Linked DNA regions of Homo sapiens: region 2 is linked to region 1. Evidence: read pairs that join two places in POLR2A ChIA-PET (ENCODE). Cell type or tissue: MCF 10A. All regions are shown on one strand.

Region 1 (5,000 bases):
AAGTTAGTTGGGAAGCTAATGCAGTAGCCCTTGTGAAGCAAAGATGCAGCAAAGACAAGAGAGGCAAAGTCTGGAAAATGTTAAGGTGATGAAATGTGCAGGACTTGACTAGATATTTTAAATGTGGGAGGTGAGAGAGCCATAGGAGTCCAGGTTGGGTTGGGGTCTTACTTGTCCAGTTTCCATAAAGAGACATGTTAATTACTTGACATTTTACAGAATTAGTATATTGACTCATTGATTTCCAAAACTCTTTGAATAAGTATGTAACTGTTCTGTAGATTGAAGTTGTGTCACTCTTACCATGATCACAAACTCAGGCTCTGCCTATCATTTTGGAACTATTTGGGGAAGTCGACCATCTTTTCTGGGCTAGTTACCTTTTTAAAAGGGGAGGGAGTTGCACTTGGTGTCATATGCATTTCTGCTCTAACATTGTTTCCTGCTATTTATTTTCCTTAGTATATTTGCTTGTACATGCTCAGTATTGTGCTGTGTTTTATAGATTACAGAAATAAAACTGTGACTCTTGTCTTTGACACGCTAGTTTTGTGGCAGAAACCAACTCATGGTACTATACTACCACTAAAAAGAAGTAATGTGTATTTAAGGGCTAATTTGTGTCTGCTGCCTGCAGCCTATACATTGGTTCATTCATTTGTTTTCATTCATTTGTTCCGAGTCTCTGTGTTTATAAAGTTTACACTCTAGTGGAGGAACAATAATTAGTAAACATGTAGTATATGGAATGGTGATCAGTGTCACAGAGGCCAGCAAAGTAGGAGAGGGTGTGTGCTGAGGGTCTGGCTTACTATTTAATGTGGTGCGATGAGAGAAGCCCCCTTAGTAGGGTGACATTTGAGCAAAGGCCCAGGGAGTGAGAGAGGGTGAGACATAAGGTCTATGCAGTGTAGGTGTCGGGAGGAAGAATGTTGCAGGCAGAGGGAACACCAAGTGCAAAGGCCCTGAGATGGGAACATGCCCCGCTTATTTGAGGAACAGTGAGGAGGCCGGTGTAGCAACAGCAATGTGAGAAGGGGAAGGTGAGTTCACTGATGGGGGAAGAGGAGGATTATTCAGGGCCTTGGAGGCCATTGTAAGGGCTTTGACTTTCCCTCCAAGTGAGACAGAAAGACACTGGAGCGTTGCAAGTGGGGGTGTGACATGATTTGACCTAGGCTTTAGAAGCATCACTCTCACTGTATGTGCAGAATGGACTATAAAGAGGCAAGGGCAGGAGAAGTGAGACTGGTTAGGAGGCAGTTGCAGTAATCCTGGCAGGAGATGACAGCGGCTTGGATCGGGGGTAGCAGTGGAGGAGGTGAGAAGTGCTGAGATGTAGGGCTATTTATGATACACATACTGACAGGCGTTGTTGAGGGACGAGATGTGGCATGTGAAAGGAGTCGAGGTTTCTGGCCTGAGTCACTGGAAGAACGGAACTGCCACTTATGGAGATGGAGAGGACTATTAAAAAACCTAAGTGGAGGTGTCAAGAGAAGGTGTCAAGAAGGTAGTTGGACAAATGAGTCTGGAGTTAGAAGAGGGAACCAGCCTGGAGATATGTAGATGGTATTTGAAAGCCACAAGTTGGTAAATCAAAGACCAAGAGAGTATATAGGAAAGAGGTCTGTTGGCTGAGCTTTAGTGCCCAGGGTGGGTCAAGATGAGGAGGAACCAACAAAGGGGACTGGGAAGAGGCTTCTAGGGGAGTGAGCAGAAAACTAGGAGAGGGTAGCATCCTGGAACCAAGTGAACACACTGTTTGGAGGCGTTAGGAGTAATCAGTGGTGTCCTACGATGTTGATGCGTGACACCTGAGAATGGACCGTAGTGTTCAAGTGATGCACGAGATAGAACCAGTCATACCACTAATGGTTTTTTTAGTCCTAAATATTTTTACTGCAAGATTTCGTTGTTCTAAGTGTTTTCACTGTCAGATGAAGGATGAAAGTCGTTCAGGGTAATTTCCATTTTAGTAATTTCCGACAGCGGCAGAACAGTTTCTACTTACGATTGGTATGCATTTTTATTATTAGCCATAGTATTCATTTTGGGTGAGTACGTCTTTGTTAGCGTTATTTTTCTTCACCACCTCCTCGAGTTGTTCATCCATTCATTCATTCACCCAAAGAAATGCTTATTAAGCGCCTGTCCTGCGCTAGTCCTAGGTTTCTCTTGTCCTGATAGGTCTAGCTTCACACGAGCAGGATTTTGCCTTTCCGGCGGCACTAGGCTTCCGCCTCACCGCAGTGGGGTTTTTCCAGCCTACCTTGTGCAGCTGCGGTTCTCAGCATCCGCGGGCGGAGGCCTGCAGCCGGTCAGCCGGTGCGTCCCGCCCACGGCGCGGGGCCTTCTGGCAGCCAAGAAGGAAATACAGATGAGGTGGGCGGACAGTATGCAGATGACGGGGGCGGGCCGCGCCTGGCGGGCGGTGTGCAGTTGAGGTGGTCCGGCAGGATGCAGATGAAGGGGGCGGGCCGCGAGGGCGGGCTTGATGCAGATGAGGGGGCGGGGCCCACGGGCGCGGGAGAGCAGCGGCTCCGCCGGCAGCTGCTGGGAACTGGAAGGCGCCCGGTCCTTTCTTTGACTGGAGCGGACCCGCCGGACGCAACCGCCTCGCCAGCCGGAGCCAGCGCGAGCTCGGCACGGTGGACACCCGGTCCGAGGCCGGCAAGCCGGCTGGTGCCCGAGTCGGCCAAGCATGGGCAACCACTCAGGACGGCCCGAGGATCCGGAACCAGGTCTGTGCGGCTGGCGGGGGTCGCGCCGCAGCCGCAACCCCACCCCCCCTCCAGGCGCCCTTCCCCCACCGCCTCCGGCTCGCGGCGCCGACTGGGGCGAGCGAAAGGCTAAGGTCCTGGGGTGTGATTCTTGTCGTTGGAATGCGCCGCTTGGGATTGTGAAATTACCTGTGCCGACGCCGCGACCAGAAAACGCTGCTCGTCCTGAACGCGCACCTGGGCGCCGGGGCCGCCGGGCAGGCACCGCTGGGTCCCTGCCGCGGGGTTCCCCACTCCGCGCCTGGCCTGCGCCTAGACCAGGTCTCCTGAGCGCGCAGGCCGCCCTCGGACTTTCCGGGCGTTTGCGGGGAGGGCGTGCCCCGCGGCCTCTCCCTGTCGGCCGCCGGCCCCGCAGTTTGTGGCGCCCGCGGCTCTGCCCCTCACACTCACGCCAGGGCTGCCCCGCGACTGTTCCTAACCCAGAATAGTCCGTGCTTGTTCTGGGGTGTCGGGCGCGCCTCTGGTTATCCCGTTTTTACTTCCTCAGTCCTGAGTGAGCTTCGTGGAGTCAGTTGGGCCGTAGTTTTCGTCCTCTGGTAGCTCATGTCGGCCCCCAGCAGAGTTAGATGCCGATAAGCAGGGTTGCTTTTAAAAACAAAACGAAACATTTCTGGACTGTCACGTGAAGCAAAAGGGATTTAGTTTTGCCTGAAAAATGGCATCTTGGCTGATAGGAAAGAGGTGGTTGACCTGACTCTGGAGTCCTTGTGGGGGTGGGGGGCCGGTGACAGGTATGTGTTTCTGTGGGAGAGTCAGAACTGTAAATATTTTCCAAAGGCGTAATATTTGAATTTTAATTTGAATGAGGACTTTGAGGCTCTGAGAGGTGAAGCGACTTGTCCGAGTGACCTTTTCCGGAGCTGGGTGCCGTGCTGTAGGACGCTGGGTCGTCCTGGCCTCTGCGCATTGCTTCTCCTTCATCTCCCAGCGCCCCAGCCGCCCCACCTTGGCCCTATCCTCGGGGTGGGGTGGAGGCGGGTGCCTCCCTGACACTTGGGGTACATTGGACTGGTACCACAGCCAGGATGGAAAACTTGGACGGGCTGTCCAAGTTTCTTCACAGGAATACTATGAAGAAAAATTTCAGGGGCCAGCTTACTGCCTAGAGGTGACTTTAGTTACACAGCACTTGTTCAGACTATTTTTTGGGCAGAATAACCAACAATAAGCATATTCATAAAATGAAATATGCATAAAATAAAAATAATATACTTGTTATAAATAACCCTGTTGGTAAAGGATTGGTTCGGTAAAGGATTGGTAACATTTTAAAAACACTTCTCATTAGTTACATGCTTGTCCAGGTATTGTGAAAACCCCTGTGTATTATTTCCTTTGTGTTAAAATTGTGAAAAGAGTTACTCTTGTTACAGCTTTTAAGACTGATTGGATGCCTGTGTTCCAATTTTTTTAGTGACCTTACTTTTTAAAGCACTGTGATGGATAGGACATAAAAAGAATATGTTTATGCCAGTGACTTATTTTATTGTATTTTTCAAAGAATGCATATCATTTCAGAATGGGAACTCTGATTTGCTGCAAATGAAGATACCGGATTTAGGGCATTTTTAAGAGATGGTGTCTCACTATGTTGCCCAGACTGGCCTTGAAGTCTTGGGCTCCAGCACCTCTCCTCCGTCAGCCTCCCAAGTAGCTGAGACTACAGACAAATGCCACCTTGCCTGGCTAGAAATTCGTGGTAAAAACTTTAAATGCTGGATTACTGTCTGAAAGTGTAATTTTAACTGGCCTTCTAATGCTGTGATGAAATGCTGTAGAGTTCATCACTGAGATCCTGGAAATTAGAGCTTTGTTAAAGATGCGTGGGTTTTCAGTCGGCTTTACCACAGGGACTGGGATGAGGTCGCATGGCCCCAACTGGCAGTTGTGGTACATTGGACTAGAATCTCAACAAGTGCTTCCGAGGGTCATCAGAGCAAGGGGACCAAAAGGATATAAGGGGGAAGCAGAAGGAGAAGGGAGGCTGGATGAGTGATAGCAGCACACAAGCCTGAGTGTCGCATGGTTCCCGTATTGTGTCAGTTTTGTCCATGGAGAACAGACATTTAGAATTAAGAATGTATCCAAGACAGACAATAGGGATAGGAAGCAGAATTAGAGGAGTTCGAGACCAGCCTGGGCAAGGAAAGCTTTTGATCATGATGCAGACCCAACACCTATGAAAGGGAAGCGGGAGGCAGCAGGTTTGGGCAGGGA
Region 2 (5,000 bases), 100 kb before region 1:
CAAATCTCAGATTTTCTACATGCAGGTTGTGTGGCCCTGAGCAAATTACCTAACCTCTCTGACCCCCATTTCCCCAACTGTCCAAAGGGGAGAGAAGAATACCTGACTCATAGTGGGTTATTAAGGATTAAATGTGACAACTTCAACAAAAAAACCCTAGAAGAATGTTTGACCTGTAATAGTCACTTTATAAATAGCAGCTAAAATATTATCACTTCATCACTTTATTCATTAAAAGTTTTTAAGAAGTTTCTCCATTATTTCATTAGTTTCAATATCATGTGCCTAGTAAGATGGTAGGTTTTAACAAAAGCACCCTTAAATAGCCATTTGTGCCAAATGTCACCATAGTGACTGCTAAAATGGGGGAACCGCAGGTATTACTGTATTCATTTCCATGAATTGTCATAGTTTAATGTTCATCTACAGTTGGTCATGTTTTGTTGAGGTCCTAACAGAAAAGGAACTACATTTGTATTGAACATTGTATTAGAACAAATTTTAATACCTCTGAAAGGTCATACATCAAAGAATCTAGACCAAAAACCAGAGTTCTAGCTCAGAAACACCAGCACTACCACTGTTTTATCTGTCCCACATTGAGGAATATGACAGACTCTGGTTCAAAGATACCTTAACGCCTTATCCATACTACTAGAGGCCCAGGCTGAGATTCTCCTAGACCACAGGCTGGGAGCAGTGACATCTCCAAGATACCAAGTCTGTCAGGGTCACTGATGGAGATTTCCATAGAGGAGGTTCTCAGGCCTAACTGAAGGCATCACTTCTTAGATACGTGGCCCAATCAAACACTATCCAAGGAAGGAGCATGGACTCTAGAGAGGTTTGGGAACAGGGTAGCAGATATGCCAGAATGCTGAAACCTGGAACAGGCCAGGAAGACAAAACAGCAGTCTGCATGTAGCAAAAAGAGAAGGTAGGAAGGTACAGGTAACAACAAAATGGATTTGAGGTGAGAATCTCAATGTGAGGTCACATCTATATTCCTAACACACACAGTTTGTTACCTATGCGTTTGCCCTAGAGACAGGACCACACTAAATAGCACCCATTCTTTCTTATTTTCCTTATCCCTCAAACAAAGAAGTGTCCCTCTCTTGGCCCCAAGTCAATGGGTAAGGGATTCTGCCAAGACCTTTGTCAACTATCCCCTATCATTTATGTTTTTTACCTCTCCCTGTCTACTGATTTATTCTCCCTCTACCTCAAAACATGCTTATATGGTTCCTTTCTTTAAAAAAGAATTCCACCGAAATTTCCTACTCTGACCTCTAACTCAATAGTTAAAGTTCCTTTCATGGCTCACTTTTCAGGGGGAATCTGACTCCACTTCTTTTACCTTTCAATTCCTCCTTAATTCTGTGATCTTCCTCTATTCTTGCTAAAGTCATGACCATCTATGGGTATGTTCATTGCCTGTTGGACATTTGAATGTCTCAGGCATTTCAAGTTCAGCATTAATTGAACCCCCTATCCACTTCCACAGTGTGATGATTTTTAAATATATCCACAAATTCTTTGACACTTCTTATTTCAAGAGGTGGAGCTTAGTTCCCTTTCTAACTAATGGAATAAGGCAGAAGTGAGAGTGTTAGGAGTAGGTCCATAGTGTTAGGAGTAGGAGTAGGAAGAACACTGTGGCTTCCTCCTTGCTCTCTCTCTCAGATCACTCATGCTGAGAGAAGCCAACTGCCAGATGGGGAGGATGTTCCAGCAATGCTATAGAGAGGCTCACTTGGCAATGAATTGAGATCTCCTGCCAACAACCAGCACTGCCTTGTCAGGCAGGTGAGTGAACTCCTTGGAAGTGGACCCTCCGGCCCCAGTTGAGCCTTCAGATGATGCAACCCCAGCTGACATCTTGATTGCAACCTCTTGAGAAACTCTGAGCCAGAACCAGCCAGCTAAGCCTATCTTAGATTCCTGGCCCACAGAAACTGGGAGATAAGCCTTTGTGTTTTAAGCTGCTAAATGGTTGTCAGTGATTGGCTACACACCAGTATATAACCAATACACACGGCAAACCTTCCGTATTCCCAGTCGTAGGGAAAGCAAGGAAACAACTCCTTCCTCTCCAAGATACAACTGGTGATCAAGTCCTGTTATTTTCATCTAGGTATCTGTTGATTCAGCCTGTTCTGATTTTTCTAGTCACTCTGTCAGTTTATTATTTATCATCTAGACTGTTTCAGTTGCCTCTTAACAAGTTTCTTGCCTCCAGCTTCACTCTCTTTTAATCTATTCCCCATACTGCCATAAAAAATCATTCTAAAATGTGAATTTGAGCATCTTTCTTCTTTGATTGAATTGTCCCCATTGACTAGAGTTAATCAAGCCCAGTCATCTTAAGCAATGCAGGCAAAGCTGTTTGAGGTTTCATCCCACCATGCTTTCCAGCTCCTGTCTCTCCTGCAGCAGGGTGTTCAGCCATCAAAAATAGCCGGTGGGTCCCAGAATCTCCCACGGCTTTTCTTCTTTCTGTGATTTGGTGTGTGCAGTTCTCTCTAGTTTTGGAAGGCTTTCACCAACTGTTTGACGCTTTCTCTATTTTCTGAAAGTTAGGCATTCCTCCTTTCTTCTGCAGTCCCCAGGGGATACCTGTGTAATTGCTGTGATCACATCACTGTCATTGTTTGTCTCTCAATGTCTGTTTTTCAGTTAGACCAAGAATCCCACTAGATGAGGGTCGATGCTCTGTTCATCTCTTTTTTGTTGTTGTTCTTGCGTATCTGATCTTTTAAAATGTTTGATATTCTTTTTCTTTTTTTGGGGGGGGTGGTGTCTTGCTCTGTCATCTGGGCTGGAGTACAGTGGTGCAATCATGGCTCACTGCAGCCTTGACCTCCTGGGCTCAAGCAAGCCTCCCACCTCAGCCTCCCTAGGAGTGCACCTCCACAGCTGGCTAATTTTTGTATTTTCTGTAGAGACAGGGTTTCACCATGTTACCCAGGCTAGTCTCGAACTCCTGGGCTTGATATTCTTTTTTTATTTTACTGTGGTAAGAACACTTAACCACATTTGTGGATCTACTACATTTGTTAATCTACCCTTAACAAATTTTTAAGTGTACAATACATTATTGTTGACTCTAGGTACAGTGTTGTACAGCTGATCTTGAGAGCTTATTCATCTTACTTAACTGCAACGTTATGTTCGTTGATTAGTAACTCCTCGTTTCCCGCCCTGCAGCTCCAGGTAACCTCCATTGTACTCTTTGATTCTATGAATTTGTCTATTTTTGGTATCTCATATAAGTGGAGTCGTGCAGTATTTGTCTTTCTATGACTGCCTTATTTCATTAGCAAAATGTCCTCAAGATTCATCCATGCTGTTGCATGTTATAGAATTTCCTTTTTTTTTTTTAGAGGCTGAATAGTACTCCATGGTATGTATATACCACATATTGTCTACCCCTTCATCCACTGATGGGCATTTAGTTGTTTCCACATCTTGGTTTTACTCTTTGAGGAACCTGCATACTCTTTTCCACAGCAGCTGCTCCATTTTACATTCTCATAAACAGTGCACAAAAGTTCCAGTTTCTCTACATCCTCACCAATACTTGCTGTCTTTTGATTTTTTGGTAATAGTCATCCTGACAATGTGCGTTCTGTTCATTTTAAGTCTCTAGCAACTAATGGGATATTTGAACAGGGTGTCTGAAACTTTTAGTCTAGCAGATAGGGAATTTCACATTAGCAGAGTCAGAATATAAAAATGTAACTTTACCTCTCTATACATGATCATAACTTCACTCTCTAGCCATTGTTTTTCACTAAAGGCAGTGAAGAGTCTTTGGGGATGAGGGTTCTGGCCCCGTCACTGATGCTTTCATTGGCCATGAAGGCTTTGCTGGTTGTTGGTGCCATCCATTTCTCTGTGTTCCCTTTTCTCTTTATGTTAGTCCCACTGGGCCCCCTCCGTTCTGACTGTGAGAGTTCTCCAGGCTTGCAGGCTTGTGCTCAGCTGTTTCAGTGCCTCTCTGGAGCATGCACCTTGGGAAGTGCTATGTGGGTCTCAGACCCACCCTCCTGGTGCAGGGGCCTGCTTAGGGCTGAGCCTCTTTAGGAGGACTGCACTCTGGGAAGAACCAATGATGTGTCTGGGATTTCTGTTAGCTAGATCTCTCATAAATTCCAAGTCTTAGTTTGGGATGGAAAGAGGTAGAGGATCTGGACTTTTCAGAGACTTAGTAGCATCTTTAAAAGAAAAATACTTAGTTCTTCCAGTGGAAAGCTGTGGGTTCCAAGAGATATCTGCTGTGCATTTATGGGCCTATTTTAGAGCAGAATACCAAAATATTCACCATAATTTTAAAAATAAATATTAAATAATTAAAAAATTGGTACAGCCTGCCAGGAGCTCAGTGTGCAATGGTGACATCCAGCCTGTGAGGCCACCTGGTGCGGCTTGGGAACCCGCAGAAGCCTGCACTGAAGCCCAGCAAACCCCTCATCCTAGCTAACCGCAGCAAGGACTGGCGTCCGGAGAAGGGCGAGGCCGCTTGTATCATGGAGTGTCAGCTTGCTGGAAGCCGAATGAATTCCGCGATGATATGTGCAGAAAAGAGATCCAGGGCTTTTTCGATTGTGCTTCAAGGGATTAGGAAGCCTAAAAAATGAGATCAATACAGGAGACCCTGGGAGAGTCTGGGAGTTTACCTCCCAATAAATAGAGTAAGTTGTCATAGAGGTTTCCTAAGACACCTCACCTAAGCTTAAAATGGAAAAGCATTTTCAATGATTTCTGGACTATAGCTTCTGACAATTATGCAGAGGCATTTTATAGATGTTTGCATTGCTGTGACCTCTTTGAAGGATAAGATGAGGAAAAACACTTTTTCTAACCTTTGGAATCAATAGTATGGGTAGAAGTTATGTTTTATCTTGAAATAAAATCCTCTGAAGAGAAAAAAATAATTAAAAAATTAATTATACTTGTTTTATATTTATAGGAGAGATCTTATTGTTGGTGATCTT

What was found. ChIA-PET counts read pairs that join two places held together with the same protein. Peaks named below come from ENCODE experiments on the same cell type or tissue, not always from the same donor. Only the 100,000 strongest peaks of a DNase experiment are listed, where the experiment ranks them.
Region 2: POLR2A ChIA-PET joins it to region 1 with 6 read pairs; 2 of 35 experiments call an interaction of 5 or more read pairs at or near these places.

What each region holds. Positions count from the first base shown.
Region 1 is chr17:20,153,493-20,158,492 of GRCh38, forward strand. All of the region lies in intron 3 of SPECC1 (sperm antigen with calponin homology and coiled-coil domains 1), which reads left to right. Among named protein-coding and RNA genes, the nearest start is that of SPECC1, 150 kb to the left of the region's middle. RefSeq lists silencers at 2,292-2,401, 2,412-2,861, 2,872-3,081. In MCF 10A, no CTCF peak of the experiment used is centred here; DNase peaks (open chromatin) are centred at 2,429 and 2,889.
Region 2 is chr17:20,051,893-20,056,892 of GRCh38, forward strand. The region is part of intron 1 of SPECC1 (sperm antigen with calponin homology and coiled-coil domains 1); the gene reads left to right. LOC100131943 (a long non-coding RNA gene) reads left to right here and starts at 3,406. Exons shown (of 1, transcript XR_001753087.3): 1 at 3,406-4,937. RefSeq lists an enhancer at 1,764-2,058. In MCF 10A, no CTCF peak of the experiment used is centred here; no DNase peak of the experiment used is centred here.